2 separate regions of the Homo sapiens genome follow, and region 2 is linked to region 1. A link is an interaction called in ENCODE POLR2A ChIA-PET data of the cell type or tissue named here. Cell type or tissue: MCF 10A. All regions are shown on one strand. Links, peaks and the distances in the headings refer to the core of each region. The heading gives the core; the rest is flanking DNA.

Evidence for each region. ChIA-PET counts read pairs that join two places held together with the same protein. Peaks named below come from ENCODE experiments on the same cell type or tissue, not always from the same donor. Only the 100,000 strongest peaks of a DNase experiment are listed, where the experiment ranks them.
Region 2: POLR2A ChIA-PET joins it to region 1 with 5 read pairs; 2 of 35 experiments call an interaction of 5 or more read pairs at or near these places.

What each region holds. Positions count from the first base shown.
Region 1 is chr13:46,638,952-46,655,898 of GRCh38, forward strand. LRCH1 (leucine rich repeats and calponin homology domain containing 1) reads left to right here. Exons shown (of 20, transcript NM_001164211.2): 2 at 11,250-11,394. Among named protein-coding and RNA genes, the nearest start is that of LRCH1, 94 kb to the left of the region's middle. RefSeq lists an enhancer at 452-551 and a silencer at 9,234-9,403. In MCF 10A, for the core only: no CTCF peak of the experiment used is centred there; a DNase peak (open chromatin) is centred at 9,350.
Region 2 is chr13:46,080,592-46,085,591 of GRCh38, forward strand. CPB2 (carboxypeptidase B2) reads right to left here. Exons shown (of 11, transcript NM_001872.5): 3 at 3,628-3,752; 4 at 1,850-1,958. The region is part of intron 1 of CPB2-AS1 (CPB2 antisense RNA 1); the gene reads left to right. Among named protein-coding and RNA genes, the nearest start is that of CPB2, 22 kb to the right of the region's middle. In MCF 10A, for the core only: no CTCF peak of the experiment used is centred there; no DNase peak of the experiment used is centred there.

The DNA of each region.
Region 1 (16,947 bases), core at 6,447-11,446:
ATTGAGGATTATGGTTAACTGAAGTGTAATAGACTGTTTCACGGTATATTTGACTTCAACAGCTTCCAGCAAAGAAAAATCCTGGAAAAAAACTTTCTGGTTTGGTCATTTTTATTATAAAAGGCTTTCTATTTTCCAGCAAAGAACATTTCTTTTATGGTTAAGAGTTTCAATATTTATGTAATTAGCAACTCACAGCAGTGCCTTGTTTCATTCTTGATTCTAATCCTGGAATGATAACATACCAGCAAAGCAGCAGCCGTAGCGTCCACAGAGCCTACTTCTCTGCCTTTTTTCTGTCTCCCTGTAGAGAGAAGTCCACTCTTTTCTCTGATCCCAGTGTAGTAATGTAAATTTGGGCATGCAGAAAGTCAATGTGCCTTAGCATCCTTGGGATTCATTTTCTTTGCATTTCCGAAATTACTCACCTTGTAGCAGTTGTCAGATCCCTTAATTAGTAACTAGTTTTCTTTGAATTATGGTATCACATAGACTGTCTGTGGTCTGGCTGGTAAGAGACTGTTACCAGCTGCTCAGCTTTAGTCAGGCAATAAGGTATTTGTTACACTTCAAATAATCATGTGATTTAGTGAAAGGCCATTTGAGCTCTAAAGCCTCACAGTGGAAAGTTTCTGAGACCTCTGCCCTCCCTCTCACACCCCAGAGAATCCCTAGTCTCCTGCCTTCCTCTCATGCTATCTGCATGATTGCTGTTGGCCTGCTCGGCCAGGAAGATGGTCCGACACACACCCCTGTTCACTGCCCAGGGTCTCAGGATCCCTGTCCTAGGCAGAGTCCCAAGCAGTGTTGTACCTGCCAGGAAGCCCTTTGGGCTCTTCTGCACCCTTGGGGACCAGTGTCCCTACAGTAATCTGTACTCATGTTTATTCCCATACTTCTCTCTAGAATTTAAGTCATGAGCTGTGTGTCTCCCTTTCTGCACTCAGAGAGTATCAGAGGAGGCCTGGTGTCCTAGTTATATTTCATTTTTCAACTGTCATTTGTTGAACTCCAGACACTGCTAACTGCTTTGCATGCATCATCTTACTTCTTCTTCCCAGTGTTTATAAGGTGCAACTGAACCAAGCCATATAGTTGGCACTGTGATGAGTGAGGGAACAGATACATTGATCATTGAATGGAGCTAGAGAAAACTGTTAAGTAAGTTGACTACTAATTTAGTGGAAAGAGAAACCTTCAAACTAACTTACAGATTGTTCACTTATTGTACAAAACTATTATTTATTTATTTGTGTCTCATGGAACCCAGTAATAGCTAACATAATCATGATAGCAGTTATTCTTAGAGTGCTTCACTCTGTGGCAGGCACTGCTCTAAGGGCTTTATATGTATCATCCCATTCAGTCCTTTCACTAATTCAATGGAGCCAGTACTATTAATGTCCTCATGTTACAGATGCAGAAATTGAGGCATAGAGAAATTAAGTAATTACTTCCAAGTTCATGCAGCTAAGTGGTGGGACCAGAGTTTGAACTCAAGCTGTCTGACATGAGGACCTGGAACCAGCCTGGGTTTCCAGCAAGATAGGACAGTGCCCATCTTGGGCTGGGTGGAAACATGGCACTGAAGACATGGGCTCTTTGTTCTGGAGAAAATATTAGGGACCTGGTCAGAGCTCACTTACTTTTAGTAATAAATATTCAATTCAACGAATATTTATTAAGCTCTTACTGTACAACAATGAACAAAGCTCCTAATCTTCATGGAGCTTACGTTCTAGGAAGGGAAGAGAGAAAATTCACATCTATCTACATGACTAAATCGCATTGCTATGTTAGAAGGTTATTTATGTGCTAAGATAAAAAGAAAATGTAGAACAGAGGAAGAAGGTTAAGATGGTTATGAAAGAAGTTTTAAGGAGATGATCAGGGAAGACCTCATGGTTCATATTGGAGAATTGTTGATCACATTTCTGTTGTTTGACCTGACTTCTTTGTTGATCTCTTAAGAGATGCAGGCTGAGATCTTGACTCACTCAAAACTTGTAGGGAACTGCTTAATATTTCTGCCTATTTAACCCTGGAAGCGTTGGGTTGTTTGGTCTGCAGAGTCAGGGGTGAGTCAGCCCATGGGTTCTGCTTTATTGGCTGGGTAGCACTCCCTTACTGGGGGGCAGTTCTGAATGTGTGCCCCATGGGTGCTGAGTTATGGGCTGGGTGGGGTGTCTAGAGGAGTGGGAAGTGAGGGTCAGACACCGAGGACATTGCGGAGCTGAGAGAGGAAGTTCAGGATGGATAGAAAGATGTAGCTGCGATTCTTCTAGAGAGACCCTTGCCTGCCTAGGTGAAGATAGGGATGAATTGTCCAAAGAGGGCACATGACCCTAGATCCTACCTCTACCCAAGGACTATCTTCACCAAGGCAGTGGTCCCAGGAAGAGTAGCAAGAGGGTGGAGATAACAGAGCAGCCCCCTCAGTACTGGGAAAACAGCAGGTTCCATGCACTTTTGTGGTGGGCCAGGGCTTTAGATGAGTGAATGACAGATTCACCTTTTACCCAGTTATTGAGACATCATGAGGAGTGTTAAGATTCTGAAAGTAAATTTCCACGATAACATGTTTATGATGTCATTTGGTCTTCCTCTGTGGAACTGGTAATGATTTTGACTTTCAAGATGAGATCTTCTCTTCTGACCATAAAACAAGATGTTGCAAACGAGGTTCCCAGCTGTCCTGGTCTGTCGGCATGGCTGCTCGATGGCTCTGGTGGCTGATAACTCAGGATGTTGTTGCTGGAGAGTGGGGAACTCGTCCAGATCCTCCTGAGACACCACTTTCCTTTTTCATACAAAAACAACACCGTGCTTCCAATCGTGCTGACTGCACACCAGATTCCATTGACTGTTTTTCTACCCTACCCTGCTTATTTTTATTCATCTGGCTACTTTATTTTAGGGATTTGGAAAGCTTGTCTTGGCAGTGGTGACTCTTATTGTTTTATTTCTGGCTGCTCGGCTTTCATGTGAATGCTTCCATTAAGAGGCGGACGTGGGGAGGACGTGGTTCTGGGGTTCCGGTTTGCTGCCTAGGTATGTTTGCACAGATAGAGCTGTGGTGGCCCAGCTCCACGCTGCAGAGCCAGACCTAGGCTGGGATTCCAGCAGGAAAGGACAATGCCCATTGTGGGTTGGATGGAGGATACGTGGCACTAAAGACATGTGCTCTTCTTTCTGGAGAAAATTTTAGGAACCTGGCCAGAGGTCACTTACTTTTAGTACAGAGCTATAGAAACTTTTTAATGCCTGGTGACCAGGCACCTGAAATGGGTCAGTCATTTTTTTTTCTTCTACAAGCTATACCCATATGAACAACTGATGTTGCCTGTATGCAGTTCTATGAGGCAGAATCAGTAGATTCAAGACAGGACTTTGGTGTCATACAAACCTGGATTAGTTCTTGGCTCTGCCACTTACTAACTCAGTGTCCTTGGACAAGTTACCTAACCTCTGTAGTCTTTAGTGCCTGCACGTGATTGGGAATTGTAACAGCACCTGCCTCGCTAGGTTGTGATGAGGATTACGTGAGGAAAAAAAGCCCCACAAATTTTCTGTGATGATGGACAACTCAAAATACGCAAAACTCCATTCCAGGTCAGATTCTTGTTGCTCTGATTGTATCAGAAACTAGCTGAGGAGTTCAGAGTAAGGATCTAACCTAGCAATGCTTAATTCTGGATTGGGTAAGATTTTATTTCCCAAATCAGCTTATTTCTCAGGTACTAGCCTGGTATCCAAATCGGACCCTTTCTGGGAACTACCTCTGCTCTTAGGACAGCAGCATCTGTGGAGGGTTGGTTTAGGTAGAGAAAGCAGAAATAGGTTGTGTCGTCTGCTCACCTGGCTTTCCCATAGCCCAGTGGGAATCAACTGGACATCTCAAGAATCCTGATGTCCAAGCCACGCTCTAAAGTTTCTGGCTATGAACCCCAGGCTTTAGGATGTTAAAAAAAACTCTCCGAGTGATTGCAGTGTGCCAACAAGATTGAGAAACAATATACAAATAGCTCATAAGCCGATTCACTAACACCTCTATACAAGCATATTTATAATAGAATTAGAGCAATAAATAACAAAGACATACACAAATTCTTTATCTGCATGTATCTCTAGCTTTTAAAAGCTTACTTATCTTTCTGTCACTCAGACCCTACTGTACCTTTTCACAGCCCCTTGCCCATTTGCTCCCTCTTATTTGGTTGCCGTTCAAGACAAAGATACTAGTTGCCTTTTTAATATTTTCCTGTTATCTATGAGCTCTTATTCTTTCTGTCTTTCCTGAGTGGGAGAACCTTCATTACTCACAACTTGATGTATCTGTCATTGTTAGTGGTGCTTCTGGCATGGCTCTGACCTTTCAAAAGGCAGAGTTAGGAATGCTCATATCTCTCTGTGAACCATGAACGGACTGCCCTCTCATGTCTTTAATTCAATTAAGTCCTAGATTCATTCCTTCCTTTCTCTCTTTTTCTCTCCCTTTTAAAGAGGGACCAGACGTTGTTTTATTTCTTGGTTATCAGGACAGAAAAATTTTGAACATGTACGTATATCTTTCGCTCCCACTGTTTGTAAAGGGATTATCTCTTCTGGATTATCAGAATCAAAACATCTTGATCCACACTCACTTCCCCTTCCCTTCTAGGTGTCTTCCCCATGGTGTGCTCTCAAAGACACACTATGATTTCCACATCAGCCTAAGCAAAGCATCAAAAAGCAAACATGCCCATTTTTTTTGCACCCTCTTCCTCTCTTCTGTTAACAAAGTTGAGGATTAAATGATACTCAGAGAAAAAGCAAGTCATATATTTGGAAACCTATTAATCAAAATAGAGTGTTTATGTAAGGTTAATATAATCAGCAATTCGAGCCAAGCTTCATGTTGTTACTTCTAGAATTAAGCCCATCAGCTGACCTATTTTTTTCAGTACTTTCCTTTTTTATCCATGATTTTCATCACTTTCTTACCTTCTGGGCTTATACGAAGACCATGTCGACTTTATTTTGGTTGAATTTTGGACACATAAAAGTGCAGTGAAGATTTCATTGCTGTATCTTCCTGATAATAAAGCTGTTCTTGCTTGGCCTTATTCCATGGAGAAAGAGTGGTCTTGTGTGGGGAGCTTTATCCATCGTTAGCGTTGGGCACAAAAGTGACAGAAGCTTTCAGAGCCTTAGTTTTGTCATCTTTAGGTTGGTGGGGCTACTGCTGCTACATGCAGTGGTTTAAATGAGGTGCCAGATGTGAAGCTCCAGTGTCAGGCATGCTTGAATTGGTCAATGCGTGGTAAACTTTGCCAGCTGTCATTCATCTACCTTCTCCCAAATGCCTAGCTCTTTATTTGCACCATTTTTAAAGCACAATTAGGGCATCCTGCCTTATGTTTCATTCTGGGTTTGCCTCATCTTACTTTTCAAAATTTAAACTCCTTGAAAGTAGGCCTGAAGTAGTTTTCCATTTCCGTAGCTATCCCATCCTTAGTGTACGTTGAGGATGCATACATAATTCAGCAGGGAGTGAACTAAAACTAAACAACAAAAAAAAGGAAAGCTTTTGTTTTTCTGTTTTGCAGTTTTGTTTTAACTTGGGTGATGCCGATCTGGGCAACTGTTTTTGTATAGCCAGTGAAAGTGTCTAAGCTGTGTGTAGATTTTGTAATATAGTTTCATCCTTGTTAATGTAGAAATTGTAACACAAACCCAAGACAACAGGGGACCCATTGCATAGGTGAATTCTCACTAACTCAGTGGACAGGGTGGTCTGCCTGTTTGTCCCCCAGTGTAGGCCTGGGCATGGCAGAAGCCCATTGTTACCTTATAACTTTATGAATGTATAATGTGTAGCCTGGCTCCTTTCAGAAAGGAATCCTAAAAAAGTACATATAGAATAGCATAATTAAAAATAAGAATTAAAAGAGATCAGACACAACTTAAAATAATGGGAAAATGAAGGCTTTACTGGGTAAACCTCCTTTTCCTTTCAGCTAGCAGGACTAATCTCATTCCTTGAGAGGCTCTGACCAGCCCTTAGCACAGCTGCTTCTGGGATGCAGTCACACAGCCAGGGAAGAAATTACTTGGAAGGAAAAATGCCAGAGTTTTCCCTCAAACCTGGAGATTATGGAGGAAAAGATAAGAAGGGGGGAGAGCAAATATAATCTGTATTGTAAATAGTAATGAAAATACCAGACTGATACACTAATTAGTGCAATATTCTAGCATGTTTTTAGCAAATTGTTATTAATGATGCCATTAGTAAGTGTAGCCCAGAATTGAATATTAGCTGAATTTGTAAGTCATTTTGTAATTTATTTGTCTTACCATTACATTTTTCCCAAGTTTGAAAACAGAACACTTTTAAAATTCAGATTATATGATGGAATATATATTCTACAGTGAAATGTCAAATTCATTAAAATAATGTGCCAATATTTAATTACAGTATTGGTGGGTTTATATTTTATAACTTCTTGTGATATTTAACTGCTGCTATTAATTATGATGATGAAACAAAATTTCTTGGATTTTGAATATTTTTGATTTAATATATTTGACTTCAGAATAAATTTGACTTATTCACATAAATCTTAGCTTTGAAAAGAATGTTAGAACTCATCTAGTTGTATATACTTTAATATTACCTATTCAGAAACAGAGGTCTAGAAAATTGAGTAACTTTCTCAAACATCTCAGGTGGTCGTAGATTTAGAACTAGTCTTCTGCTCTCAGGTTAGAGTGGTTTCTATTATTAATTTTATGTCCCATTGTCCTTTAAAAGGTTCGTAGCTATGTGACAGTATTGCTACAAAAATACTATTTTCTTCTTGCTTAAAGAAACATTGGTGATGCTGAAATCACAGAAACACTCTCATTACCTAAAATAGTTCTTGAAATATTCTACGCACATGTATTCTGTATCTTTTTCATTCAATTAGATAGTATAGTTCTAGCAATTCTCAGGAAAGGTTAAGTTTGGAATGTAAACTGGACCCTCAGTGGAACTTTCTTTGAGTTGAACCTGAAGGAAACCACACATATAAGTTTTCGGGGCAAACTTCCAGCACTGTAGCACATCAAGACCACTATGTCTAGTAAAGTGTTTCAGAAAGAAAGAACACAAGAGACTTCTGGAATTCTTTTCTATTTAGATTCTAAACATTCGTGAAAGGAGTGTTGCTTTAATATTTTCCTTAATTTAATATGAGGAACTTCACAGTTTGCTCTTGCTTCTTAATTCTTTTTAAGTGAAATGAAATTCTTCGTGTAGAGAAAGAGTAAGAATGCTGATGGGAGAATGAGACAGAGATGTGTATACACACATACACACAATTACATATGTTATCATAATATGTATATATTATGTATCACAATGAAATAAGCAATGCGTTGATATCTCTAAAGGCACAGAAGTATCTACAGTGAGTTCCTCCCATTCACTCCTGTCCTCCTAGCCAGAGATCCTCTCTCCAGAAACAACCACTTCAAACAGTTTCTTGTGTAGCTTTCCAGACACAATCTACTTATATTTAAATAATTATGTAAATATTCATTAAAACCCACAAATACTATATGCACTGTCCTGCAACTGTTTTTGTTTTTAAACACTTATAATCTATTTTGAAGTTTGTTTTGTATCAGCACATATAGAGCTGCTTCATTCATTTTTATGGCTGCATAGTATTAGTATTCCATTATGGAATATAATGTTTAATATTACATTCAATCACACAAAATAGAATTAACATTACATTAATATTGATTGATTTAATTTTAGCATATTTATGATGTTTGTTAATGGTATATTAATACTTAACCAGTCCTCTATTTTATTTGCTTTCCATCTTTTGCTATTTGAAACCATACTGACCAGGCACAGTGGCTCATGCCTGTAATCCCAGCACTTTGGGAGGTCGAGGTGGGCAGCTCACCTGAGGTCCGGGGTTTAAGACCAGCCTGGCCCACATGGTGAAACCCCATCTGTACTAAAAATACAAAAATTAGCTGGACGTGGTGGTGCATGCCTGTAGTCCCAGCTACTGAGGAGGCTGAGGCAGGAGAATTGCTTGAATCCAGGAGATGGAGGTTGCAGTGAGCTGAGATCACACCACTGCACTCCAGGCTGGGTGACAGAGTGAGACTCCAACTCAAAAAAAAAAAAAAAAAGAAACCATGCTAAAAGTATGTCATTTGCATATGTATAAGAATATCTGTAGATGAGAAAGACTGCTAGGTTAAAGTGTATGTGCATTTGTAATATTTACAGATATTACCAAAAAATGTCCTTCATTTACATCACCATGGCCTCAGCATTACAATGTGTTTATCAGATTTTTTTATATTCACCATTCTAATAGATGAAAAATACTATCCCATTTAGTTGTAATTTGTGTCACTCTAATTTGAGTGTGGTTGATCCTTTTTTTCATATGATTAAGAGCCATTCGTATATCATTTTCTGTGAGCCATCTGTTCATATCTATTTTTCTTTTCTTGTTTATGATTTGTCTTATTTCTGTCAACTGTAGAAGCTCTTTCTGTTTATAAAAAATTTGCCTATTAGGTTTAGGAATTGTAGAACTTTCCATCCTCCCCCATTCCTTGATTGTCATATATGTTTATGGTGAAGTTTTTGTTTTAAAATGCCATACTTTTTTGTGTGTGTTGAATTTGGCACTCTGGCTTTATACTATTCATACAAAGCCTTCCCCATTCTGAGATCGTAAACACAACCCATGCTGTCCTGGTGCTATTACAGCTTCCCTTTTCACAGTAGATCTCTGATTCATCTAGACTTTATTGAGATAAAAGGTGCGAGATAGGTAGTCATCTTTTTTTTTTTTTTTTTCGTTGTAAATGGCTATCTAGTTTTCTCGAACTACTGGCCTTGTGTCTTTTCCCTGTTGATTTGAAATGCCACCTTTATTGCACACTTCAGTGGTTCCCAACCTTTTTGGCACCAGGGACCGGTTTTGTGGAAGACAGCTTTTCCCCAGACCGGGGTGGGGGATGGTTTCAGGATGACTGAAGCGCATTACTTTATTGTACACTTTATTTCTATTATTACTACATTGTAATATATAATGAAATAATTATATAACTCACCATAATACAGAATCAATGGCAGCCCTGACCTTGTTTTCCTGCTCTAGAAGGTCCCATCTGAGGGGGATGGGAGACAGTGACAGATCATCAGACATTAGATTCTAACAAGGAGCACGCAACCTAGGTCTCTTGCCTGCACAGTTCACAATAGGGTTCATGCTCCTATGAGAATTCAATGCCCCAGCTGATCTGACAGGAGGCGGAGCTCAGGCAGTAATGTGAGCAGTGGAGAGTGGCTGTAAATACAGATGAAGTTTCACTTGCCAGCCTGACACTCACCTCCTGCTGTGCAGACCTGTACCAGTCTGGTCCGTGGCCTTGATTTCCATATGTATGTCTCTTGACCCATTTCCCATCTTAGTAATTCATGCCATTGACCTTCCCATCTATCCACCACACTGCTCTATGATGTGTTTTTAATATCCAGGCGAGCTCATCCTCTCAGGGCTCTTCTTTGTTGAGAAATACTTTACTGTTTTCACATTATTTAACCATGAGATCTTTAGAATCAACTTGTGCAATAACCCCAACAGTTTTTTTAAAATTCTGGAAGTATTTTTTTGTTTAAATTGGAAGTGCCTTAAATTATATAGATATAATTGAGATAATTGTCATCACCTTTTAAAATTTTGCCTTAGTAGCATTTTAAAGTTTTCTTCATATAAATTTTGCATATTCCTTAAGATTTGCTGGGGATTTTGCCCTTTTGCTATTATCATAAATTATATCTCTTCTTTTGTGTCATTTTGCTGGTGTGTGTAAAATATATAAAATATCCCTTAATAAGGTTGTTTAAAAATTAATACCAAATGCCTTTTACATATCCTTGAAGATGATCATATATCATTTCACTTTGGTCTATTTATAAGGTGAATTGTTTTGATAGTATAAGATCCTCGTGTTCTCTATGAACCCATAAAAAAGGACGATTTTATGTTCTTTGCAGGGACATGGATGAAGCTGGAAACCATCATTCTCAAAATTATTCCTTGAAAGTTTGTTAGAATTCTCCCTCTGAAGCTATCTCATCCTGATTTTGCTTATTTGTATATTTATTTATTGGAGGGAAGGTGGCTCTTTAACATCTATTTCATCTGTGATATTGACATATTTACATTTTCTGTGTTTTCTTTGGCTAAGGTGTGGTTTCTTAAGTATATGTTACATATTATTTACTGAAAATCTTCAGTTACTGTTTGAGTCTCTTCTGATACAGGGTGAGGTTATCTCTTATTGTTGAGTTGTTTTCAAAAGTAGTGGTTCTTTCCTTATAGTCTATGTTTTCTGGAATTTGACAATCATGTCTCCCATTCATTTAGATATTAGGATATTAAGGACTATTGCATAATCTTATCATCAGGATGGTAATACTGTAGGCCGTACTGTATGATTACGCTGCTCTGGGGACTGTGATTGCTTTCTTTGGTACCTTTGCCCAGTGGTGTCCAGTTTTACTGCTGATTGTGCTTCATAGTGTCAGTTCTTAACAGATACAATTTATCTCAGTCTTATATATTATAGGCTCTCAGTAATTCTAGTGAGTAAAGTACTTGGTTATTGTCTGTTATGGGTTCATTTGTAAAGGATGTAAAAGACATGTTCCTACAAAAATTAGCCAGGCATGGTGGTGCGTGCCTGTAGACCCAGCTACTCGAGAGGCTGAGGTAGAAGGAACACCTGAGCCTGGGAGGTTGAGATTGCAGTGAGCTGAAATCGTGCCACTGCAGTCTGGTATAGGCAACCAAGTGAGATCCTGTCTCAAAAAAAAAAAAAAAATTGAATTAATAATTTTGGTAAATATATATGTATTCAGATACGTTAAAGGATAGCATTTTGCATACTTGTCTGGTAGAATGAGTTGGACATAATTTTTAGTTACAGTAAAAAGTTCTTTAGAGAGCTAAAAAGTTTTAGTGGTATTTTTGCTTTTCCAAATCCCACATGTCCCAGAATTTGGCAAGGAAATAGAAAAAGGAAATAGAAATCACAGTGCTGTAGTAACAGAGGTGCAAAAAAAAATGATAATGTTGGTCAAAATGTATAATGTTAAGAAAAACAGTGTTTGTGGTTAATAAAAGTGTATTGATTTTGTTCAAATTTTGTTGAGAAAATATTCTCTCCTTTTCTTATAGACTTATCTAAAAACAGACTGGTTGAAGTTCCAATGGAATTGTGCCATTTTGTATCACTGGAAATTCTTAATCTGTATCACAACTGTATCAGAGTCATTCCTGAGGCCATCGTTAATCTGCAGATGCTGACTTACCTGAACTTGAGGTAGGTTAAACATAAAAGTTGTAATCAAATTCAGTGAAAGAAATAAAAAACTTATGCTTTCATTTCTATCCATTTTTTCCCCTTTTTGCAATTCTTGATTTTTCTTTGATGTAGGTCACACACAGATGTTTTAAGTAATAACTTTTCTAATAAATTTGTAATGTTGTTAATACTGTCCTTGGTGCTAGACTTCCCTGAATATGAATAAGACAAGGTTTTTTTTTAAAAAAATGATTTATATTATATCATTTATTCTCTTTGTCTAATTGGCATTTGTAAGGTTGTAGTTATGTTGTCTTCAAGTATTCATGTAGATTTTGGAGGAGGAAGTATAAAGGAAGTGAAAAAGAGTTTGGTTGTCAGGACAAACAAGGAGCAAAAAAAAAAAAAAAAAAAAGAGAAAGCCTGGGTGATCTTTGGCAATTATTGGTAACATTGGGCTTTGCTACCTAGTACTAATTGAGCCCATTCACTTTAAGCCTTCTTAAGAAAGTTGAGGAGCACTGAACAACTCTAGCCAGATACAAAGTTTGCTATCTATCTTTACATCCCGCTAACTTAGGTCAGTGTTTGCTGAGCATGGTTTAGTAATGTGCATTGATTGATTATGCACAACATAATATCATATATTAATGCCCCTGAGTAGCTCTGATATTAAGAAAATCAGTTATTTTAAGGCCTTGGTTTTAGACTTTGCAGCTAGGTTCTCTGGTCAAATTCTAAATCCTTTCCCCATATCTGGGATGTCAGGAGAGAAAGGGAAGCTGTTTCATCAAATATATCTTTACGGTGAATACAAGATCCCCAATTGCAAGCCTGAATGTAGCCTTTACTCATGTCATTGCGTCATGTTAGTGTGCAAAGGGGAGCAAGACTTGTGTTGAATAACAGATATACCCAACATCAAAGTTCAGAAAGTTCAATGAACCAGGTATAATGTCAGTGGTTTTTTAGTTTTGTTTTTAGTTTTGATTTAGTTGGCTACTGAAAATTACTGGTTTTGTCTTGTTTTCCTTGCAGTCAAAAATGAGTTTCTGGCCGGGTGTGGTGGCTCAGGCCTGTAATCCCAGCACTTTGGGAGGCCGAGGCGGAGGGATCGCCTGTCAGGAGTTCGAGACCAGCCTGGCCAACACGGTGGAACCCCGTCTCTACTAAAAATACAAAATTAGCTGGGCGTGGTGGCGCATGCCTATAATCCCAGCTACTCAACGAAGCTGAGGCAGGAGAATCGCTTGAACCCGGGAGGCAGAGGTTGCGGTGAGCCAAGATAGCGCCATTGCACTCCGGCCTGGGTAACAAAAGCGAAACTCCATGTCAAAAAAAAAAAAAGAGTTTAAGTTGCATTTCTGTAGAAGTGCTTTTTTTTTTTTTTTGATATGCAGTCTCACTCTGTCACCCAGGCTGGAGTGCAGTGGCGCCATCTCAGCTCACTGCAAGCTCCGCCTCCCGGGTTCACACCATTCTCCTGCCTCAGCCTCCCAAGTAGCTGGGACTACAGGCGCCGGCCACCAGGCCTGCTGATGTTTTGTTTTTTTTGTTTTGTTTTGTTTTGTTTGTTTTGAGACGGAGTCTTGCTCTGTCGCCCAGGCTGGAGTGCAGTGGCGCGATCTCGGCTCACTGCAAGCTCCGCCTCCCGGGTTCACGCCATTCTCCTGCCTCAGCCTCCCAAGTAGCTGGGACTACAGGCGCCGGCCACCAGGCCTGCTGATGTTTTTTTTTTTTTTTTTTTTGTTTTGTTTTGTTTGTTTTGAGACGGAGTCTTGCTCTGTCGCCCAGGCTGGAGTGCAGTGGCGCGATCTCGGCTCACTGCAAGCTCCGCCTCCCGGGTTCACGCCGTTCTACTGCCTCAGCCTACTGAGTAGCTGGGACTACAGGCGCCCGCCACCACGCCCGGCTAATTTTTTGTATTTTTAGTAGAGGCGGGGTTTCACCATGTTAGCCAGGATGGTCTCGATCTCCTGACCTCGTGGTCCACCCGCCTCGGCCTCCCAAAGTGCTGGGATTACAGGCGTAAGCCACTGCGTCTGGCCAAGTGTATTTGTTTTTTTTGTTTTTTTTTTTGTCAGGGTTGAAAAAAATCCTAGCAGGTTTTTAAGTAGCCTTAACTTCTTTTTGGTAAATAAGGTGTAGGTTACTGTTAGGATTGTCTGGAGGCTCATATATCTAATCTTCACTTTTGCAGATTTCTAACTTATCTGACCATTTTGAATTTTCTTGCTGTTTCTACCATAGTGGGGTGTTAATAACCTTGGAATTTCCTGGTGCAGCAAGCATAAGTGTCTATAGAATTTGGGTCAGTATCTCCTAAGACATCTGTACTCTAATTCCAACATATACAGGGGAAAGCATGTGTAGTTGGTCTGTTTACTTACCTACTCCTGTCCTGCTGTGTGTGACATTTTCACTGCTGGTAGTCCTGGATGCAGTAAGTCTATATATTTAACTTTGCATTGTTGTATTTAGTCCATGTTCATTGAGAAACTTTTGGGTATAGATAACATTTTACTTTTACAATGATAGGGATTTTAAAATGCTAATCACACTAAATAATGTCATCTTAAAATGTATATTATATTTTTAGAACATTAGTAAAATGGTTTTGGTGTGATGGTTTCCATGTCACCCCCAGTTGAGAATAGATTATTGCTGTCTTCAGATGGGTAGGAAGAATATATTGCAGTATGGATCTGAGGATGTTTTAAGGCAAAGACAGAGAATTCATTGAAACGGATCATGGCTGAAGAGGACCATGTGGTACGTTATAAACAGTTTTGTGATGAATTCCTGGGTAATGGAAAGGAAAAAGAATATAGGAAGAGGCTGTTAAGCATCTAACTCTTCAAATATGGTTTACAGTCTGTAATTTTTAGCTTCCTGGTTGCATCTGTTTTCTCCCACTTACATGGGTCATTCTGTTTTTGTTCTGTTTTTCTTTGCCCACTTCTCCTACTTTTAATATTACCATGTTTGAGACCTATTCTCCCATACTGAATCATGTGCTCTTTGAAGGAATTTGACAAATAGAGAAAATTTGAGGAAAAGCTTATCTCACAGAGGTATTGTATAAAGATATAAAAAAAAGTGTAGCTATCCTCTAAAGTTTTTGAAAGCCAGATACTATATATACATATATAATTATTTTCAAAACCTCCTATAAAATTTTTTACATGAGTATAAATGTATAACATAAAATAGTAGGCTGGGCTTGGTGGCTCACGCCTGTAATCCCAGCACTTTGGGAGGCCGAGGCAGGCAGATCCCTTGAGCCCAGGAGTTCGTGACCAGCCTGGGCAACATGTTGAAACCCTGTCTCTACTGAAAAAAAAAATACAAAAAGTAGCCGGGCGTGGTGGCGTGCACCTGTAGGCCCAGCTACTTGGGAGGCTGAGGTGAGAGGGTCTGGGAGGTTGAAGCTGCGGTGAGCCGTGATTGTGCTACTGCATTCCAGCCTGGGCAACGGAACAAGACCCTGTCTCAAAAGAAAGAAAGAAAGAAAGAAAATAAAATAAAAATATTAATGAGAGTAATCTTTAAAGTAATCAGAAAGCTGGTCCTCTTGTGTTATTCAATTACAAGGCCTTTAATTCCTATTTGATTACTGGGTATAGTTGAAACATGTCTTCTAGGAATTGGACCCTTGAAATTGAGATATTTATCAGATTTGATGTTGAATGCAATATAGCTTTTGCCTAAAAGATTTATTAGTATCTGTGAAACAGTGACTGTCACATTTGTTTACTTCCAAATATGTAATTGTATCTAGAAAATACCAGTGGCATCTAATAAAATTCTTTTGAAGTCTTCTCAGATGTTGAGTAGTATCATCCACATGATAGTGTTGTCTGTGTGAGTTCTTCCTGTCCACAAACTACCACCCCACTCCCAGCCATCCCTAAGCCTGGTAAGCAGGAGGGACTCAGAATATCATGCTTGTGTGTGATGACAACGTGATGTCTCCTCCACAACAACCAGGGTTAGCCACGGTGGCCTTTTCACGTCTTTTCTGCTCCTCCTGGATATTATTAAGTTAGCAAAATAAAATATATATTTTGTTGGGTATGGTGAAGGGTCGTAGTGGACTTCATTGACTTTTGACCTTTGGGGAGAGACTGCCAATCCCCTCACTTGAAAAGGACACAGAGACTTAGGATGCTGCAAACACACCACTTTGTAGAAGAGCTAATCTAGTGTTTTTTCTTCAGTAGTTATAAATGGGATAGTATGCCAAAGAAAAAACTTACATATCCAACATAGAAGTATATAATCAATGCAGGACATTATCATTAATTTTGATGTATGGGGAAGTCGGTGTGAATTTCTTAAAATTAAAGAAACTGTAAATTGCTTTTGAGCTCACACTTAAGGTAGATGATATCAAGTATAGTATGATCTGAAAGAGCTTTAACAAATAGGCAAGTATATCTGATTTTATAAACAAGTACCCTAAAATACTTTCTTTTCTGTAGCACTTAGAAATTTTCCTCTTATTTCTATTAATTGAAAAGAAAGACTTGTTAGATCAAATAGTGCCAAGAAGCTGGTTTTCAAATTTTCACAGATTTTGTCTGTCTGTACTTAAAATCAATGTGACCTCACTGTATTTAGATTTTTTTCTTCTCTCAATAAATTGCATGTAGAAATTATTAATTTTGTATATTCCAAAGTAGGAAGATGCCATATGAAGCTACTTTGAATTCATGGGAAACATTCAAAACTGATTACACCCTCTGGGGTATATTGTGTATTTCAGCTGAGTAAACAGCCATAAATATTTGATAGTGATGGTGATAGTGATGGTGATGATAATGATGATGACTATGATGGTGGCGGTGGTGGTGATATGTCACTCCCTAACCAGCTTCTTGGCTGATATGTTGTCTTTAAATGTCAAAAGGCTGCTTGTTGCCAACAACCTCTAGTCCTAAATTAGAGATAAATTTAATTAGCACATGAAAAAAATCCTTACTGTGAAGTGCAGTTAAAAACACTTACATATTTTTCACATTTTCTCACATGACAGAAATGTTATGTTTGTGGAAAATATTAATTTACTGCTGTTTATGTAGCCTGTGTTTGAAGGATTTGGGCTTTTAATCTTTGCCTCTTGGCGTTCACAACAAAAGGTTATGTTAGTTTAGTATATGTGCCACTGTGTCTTTTCCTGTTATAAAGTGTCTTAATCCAAGACATGTGGCCAAGAACAATAAAAATGATTAAGCAAGATTTGTTCCTATAGAGGAACCAACACTTTGAACCTGAGTTACACAGGAAAGCCTCACAAAGTTTAAAATCTATTTTAAGATGCTAGAGAGTTTGTTGTTGATGAGCCTCATGAAGAAAATGTACCATAGGAAAATAAAATAACCCAGACTAGCAAAACTCTTGGCAATAGTAGGAGTGTTGTGAATCTAAGAATAGGGACCTTGGTTAAAAAGTCTCATTTCAGCGTTAGCGGCTGCCAAGAAATGAAAGTTCTGTATAGTATTTGATCATATTGCTTCCAGAAGTCGTGGTGAGTGCTTTTACTTTTCTAGGGTGAAATACACTCAGCTA
Region 2 (5,000 bases), core at 1-5,000, 560 kb before region 1:
CACGAATCCAATCTGACTGGTGTCCTTATATGAAGAGGAGATTAAGATATACAGAGAGAGACCAGGGATGCATGTGCACAAACAAAAGGTCATATGAGGCTGGGCATGGTGGCTCACACCTGTAATCCTAGAATTTTGGGAGGCCAAGGCGAGCAGATCACTTGAGCTCAGGAATTCAAGACCAGCCTGTCCAACATGGTGAAATCCCATCTCTACTAAAAATACAAAAAATTAGCTGAGCGTGGTGGTATGCGCCTCTAGTCCCAGCTACTCTGGAGGCTGAGGCAGGAGAATTGCTTGAACCCAAGAGGCGCAGGTTGCAGTGAGCCAAAATCATGCTATCGCACTCCAGCCTGGGTGACAGAGAGAAACTCTGTCTCAAAAAAAAAAAAAAAAAAAGGAAAGAAAAGGCATATGAGGAAGAACGCTGTGAGATGGCAACTACCTACAAGCTGAGGAAAGAGGCCTCAGTAGAAACCAAACCTACTGACACCTTGATCTTCTAGCCTCTAGAATCATGAGAAAACAAATTTCTGTGATTTCAGCTACACAGTCTGTGGTATTTTATTACCACAGCCCTAGAAAACTAATAGAGCCATGTGCTTATTTTTTCCTCCTGTGTCATTCCAACTCTTTCCTGAACATATCGTAAGAAAACATAACTTTTTTGAACAAAATAATTAAAATATGTTTTAACAAATATTTAAAAATACTTCTGTTTATGGCATTCCCCTCTCCCCACCAAACTTATCACAGCAGTGACAGTTTCACCTTTTATGAAGGTGAAATCCCACCTATGAAGCCTCTCTGCATCAAGTTTGCTCATGCAGTCGTGCTGATGGATGCTGGAGAGAGGTGGTCTAAGTTGGATAGATGTAGGAGAGATTAAAAAAGGGGGGGTGCAATTTTAAGGCCCCCTCAATCAACCAGGCACACATTCTAGAAGCATACTGACTCTGGCTTAATTAACTGGGAAGGAACAGATGCTTTTAAAGATTATATACATAAAATTGATTCTCATTACCTAAGTCTTAGATGTCTTAAAAATATGGATATGGTCCCTAATAGTTTCTGGGCACTTAGTCAAAGATGACAAAAATAGTTATATTAGGCAATATAGCTGCATACTCATAAAAAGGCATCAAGGTATTTTTACTACTTGGAGAATATCATATAAAAAAGAAAGTCCTCCTGCGAATTTATTCTTTCAACTAACAAATACAGGGAATGGCTTTTAGTGGATTATGTGAAAGCTTGCTGAGGTCTCACCTGCACATCAACATCTTACTCAAGTTCTCTCTAGAAGGAGTGGAACCTGTAAGTACTGATAGAAAAAAAATCCAATTTCTTACAGATTAAAACAAAGGCATTATTATTATTATTAGTTTAAATAGCTTCCTTCTAAGGAATAAAATGCAATTAGTTATAGTGTATTAAATATAAGTGAATATATTCCTTTAATTCAGTGAGCTAATCTGGTAATTAGTAAAATTAGGGTAATGGTCCAAAGAGACATGATTAATTGGACTGGTAATTTTTTGGTGGCAGTTTTAATTAAAAGCCCCAATTCTTTAATTTCTGTTGTTCCATAGCATAAAGTGTTATTCCCAGCAGTTAGAGATATTCTTAGCTGTAGACAAACATCCTGCAGTTTACCAAATATGATGCAGTCTTCTCAGGGAAGATATCTACCAAAAAATGAATGACCACCATTTAATTAACCTAAGTGTGTTTGTGTTTTATTTTTTACCATCTTCCACCAATTATGATTCTTGAATATTCCCCTGATTGAAATGGCAATACTGGTTAAATGAAAATAGTAGCTTTGAAGAGCTGTGTGATGGCTTACTTCATTTAGTGAGTGATACTGTTCATAGTACGATGCGGAGGCTCGGGGGCTGACTGTGTCGTTGGAAATCTGCTGTTGAATAAGATCTTCCACATCTGCCAGCAAGACACTAGGTGATGAAACAGAGAGTGAGCTAGTTTCCAAGCAGAGGGTGGATCTTCCCACATGGCCCATTGCAGGCACAGCAGGTGAGCATGAAGAAAAAAAATCACTAAGAAACTTCATAAGCATTTCATCAAGGTAAAAGTAAGACATCTCGCATTGTGGTAAACTGGTTGACAAACCCTTTCAGTAGAGCCTACATGGGCACTAGAGAAAAAGTAGCTCCTATTAGGTATACTTTCAGGACCTCCATAAAAACCACCGTTTCCCACCATTACCAACATTACTCAATGGTGATTCTTCAGTGTCTTTTATATGAATATATGGATTAATGTACCTTTGTTCAATCCAGACTAACACTGTATTATGCTGTTTTCAGTTAAAGAGGAAGAAGAAGCAGAAAAGCCTTTTCTTTCTTTTTTTTTTTTTCTTATTTTTTCCCCCATTGACCTGCATCAGATGTTCTGCAGAGCCAAAGAAATAGAACAGGAAAAGGGAAGTACAGGAAAGGCATCTCATTCAAGTTCTCTTCAGAGCACCACATTTGTTAACCAGGCAAATATTTTAGCTGAATTCAGGCATTCTATCGCCTGAGATGGACAAGTTGAAAGTTAGCTATCATACTAATAAAGGGTTCTTTACTTTTATTTAGGCCAATAAATAAAAGCCGCAGTGTTGACATCAGAAAGGTCTAAGTTCGACTCCTAACTCTGCCATGTTCTTTCTGATTTACCCTGAAAAATTCCTTTATAAGTAAGGATATTTTTTCATCTATATAATGGGGTTGCATCTACTTCACGGGGTTAAATAAAGATTAATAGACACAATGTCAATTAATAGAAAGGTTCAGCACAGTTCCTGGAAAACAGTACACACCTATAATATACTCTATAATATATTACTAATAATTAACATAGCATATTATCCAGGGGGCACCCATTGATACACAGAAGAGAGCATGGTCTCAAGGGGCCAGGCCACCAGGAAGGTACTGGCAGTTGGGCAGTGGATATGGAGGGGAGATATTAGGAGACTCCATAAGAAGAAGGCTAGACTGTGAGCAGAAATTGTACCTGATACACTTTTTAAGAAAAGGAAATCATTTCTAATCCACAGGGTAGGTGCTGTTTTTACCCTTAATATACAAAACTTGGGAGCAGAGAGGTGAATAATTCCCCCAGGGTCATATAGGTGGTAAGGGGCAGTGCCAGACTAACCCGAGGTCTCTGCAGAGTCCAACCACCTGTTACACTTTTTAAAGCCAGACATTCAGAAATGGTCACTGTCTTTGTGAAGAAGAATTAGCAGAAGCTAAATCCCCTCCCGAAGCTGCTTTTTCAGGAGATATCAAAAAGCCTACCAAGGCAAATGACAGTTTTGCTCCCTGAGTCTGGGTACAGAGTCAGAGAAAAAGGAACTATGAGAGCCTTTACCAATCACTGAGTCTAACCTGCATTTTAGATAAGGGACGGAGGTCATGAGGGGTTGAACCATTTATCCAAGATCACAGAGCTGGACCTTAGGCTTTATCACCAGTCCATTTGGTCCAGTCAGAGACTTCTATGCTGCCATGGTTAATACATTTTATTTTTCCAGGAAGCAATTATACCATACCCTAGTCAAGTGCATAGTAAGTGTTTATAATAACTACTCAATACGTATTGAACGGTGCCTACCTGCATGGAATTCCGCTCACATTTAAATGGGCTTTCACATTGTCGACATCAGATGCATTTACAAAAAAATGGACTTGTTTTTTCTTCACAATAAGGTCAGCTGTTACCGGCTGCCAGAGAACAATCTACAGTTTAAGGGGCAAAATTGATAAAATTAAAAAAGAGTTGTTCACATCATTCTCATCTGTAGCTAGAGCCATGACAGTTTTATCTATAAGGAGTATGAAAAGGACACTCCCTGGTGCTGGTCCCCATCCACACACATGGTAATATAAACATTTATTTTGCAGTGAGTTTTTTAAAATTCCTTTCTATAACTCTAGTTGCTAAAAAAAAATAAAATAAAAGGGCCTGGAATATACAAGATAATCCATAAATATTTGATGAGACAATGATGAATGAATGACTATATTCATGGCTTAACTGTAAAATTGCATGTGTACATCAGATATTTGAAAGGAAACAAAATTTTTTCTAGAAAGAAAGTTGATTAAACATTGATTTTATTTAATAAAAATTTCATGTTCTTGTAATTATCATCATGTCATTTTTCCTTTTTTTAAAAAGGCTTCCAATAAGATTTACATTTTTTCTCTCTTAATGTGCTTTTTATTTATTTATTTATTTATTTTTTATTTTTTATTTTTTTTTTGAGACGGAGTCTGGCTGTCTCCCAGGCTGGAGTGCAGTGGCGCGATCTTGGCTCACTGCAAGCTCTGCCTCCCGAGTTCTCGCCATTCTCCTGCCTCAGCCTCCCGGGTAGCTGGGACTACAGGCGCCCGCCACCACGCCCGGCTAATTTTTTGTATTTTTAGTAGAGACGGGGTTTCACCGTGTTAGCCAGGATGGTCTCGATCTCCTGACCTCGTGATCCGCCCACCTCGGCCCTCCAAAGTGCTGGGATTACAGGCACGAGCCACTACACGTACTTTTTCAAAGCACTTTCACACTCATTTCCTTTGATATTTATAACGCTTTGATATAGACTAGGCAGGTGTTATTATTTGCATTGTTCAGGTGAAGAAATTAAGGTTCATACCTGACATCTAAAATCATACACCTAGAAATGACAGAACAAGAACTAGAATTCTAAATCTCAGATGCTTCCTCTTGTAGTATTTCCTCTTTACCATGATGTGGTGGTCGTGAATATGCACCATTTAGCTCTTCGGTTGAGAGAAATACAGTTGGCTGGTGTTTTCAGTGGCTGCCCTGGTGACCCACTAGAAGCTGAGGCCATGTGGTCTCAGGGCTGCATCCAGCCAGTAACCGAGTCCTGTGGAAGTGTTAATGCAGGCCCATTCTTGCCAGACTGAGACTGACCTAGCCCAGCCTTCTTTGGACCTGCCCTATAGTCTGAGATTCTCCAAACA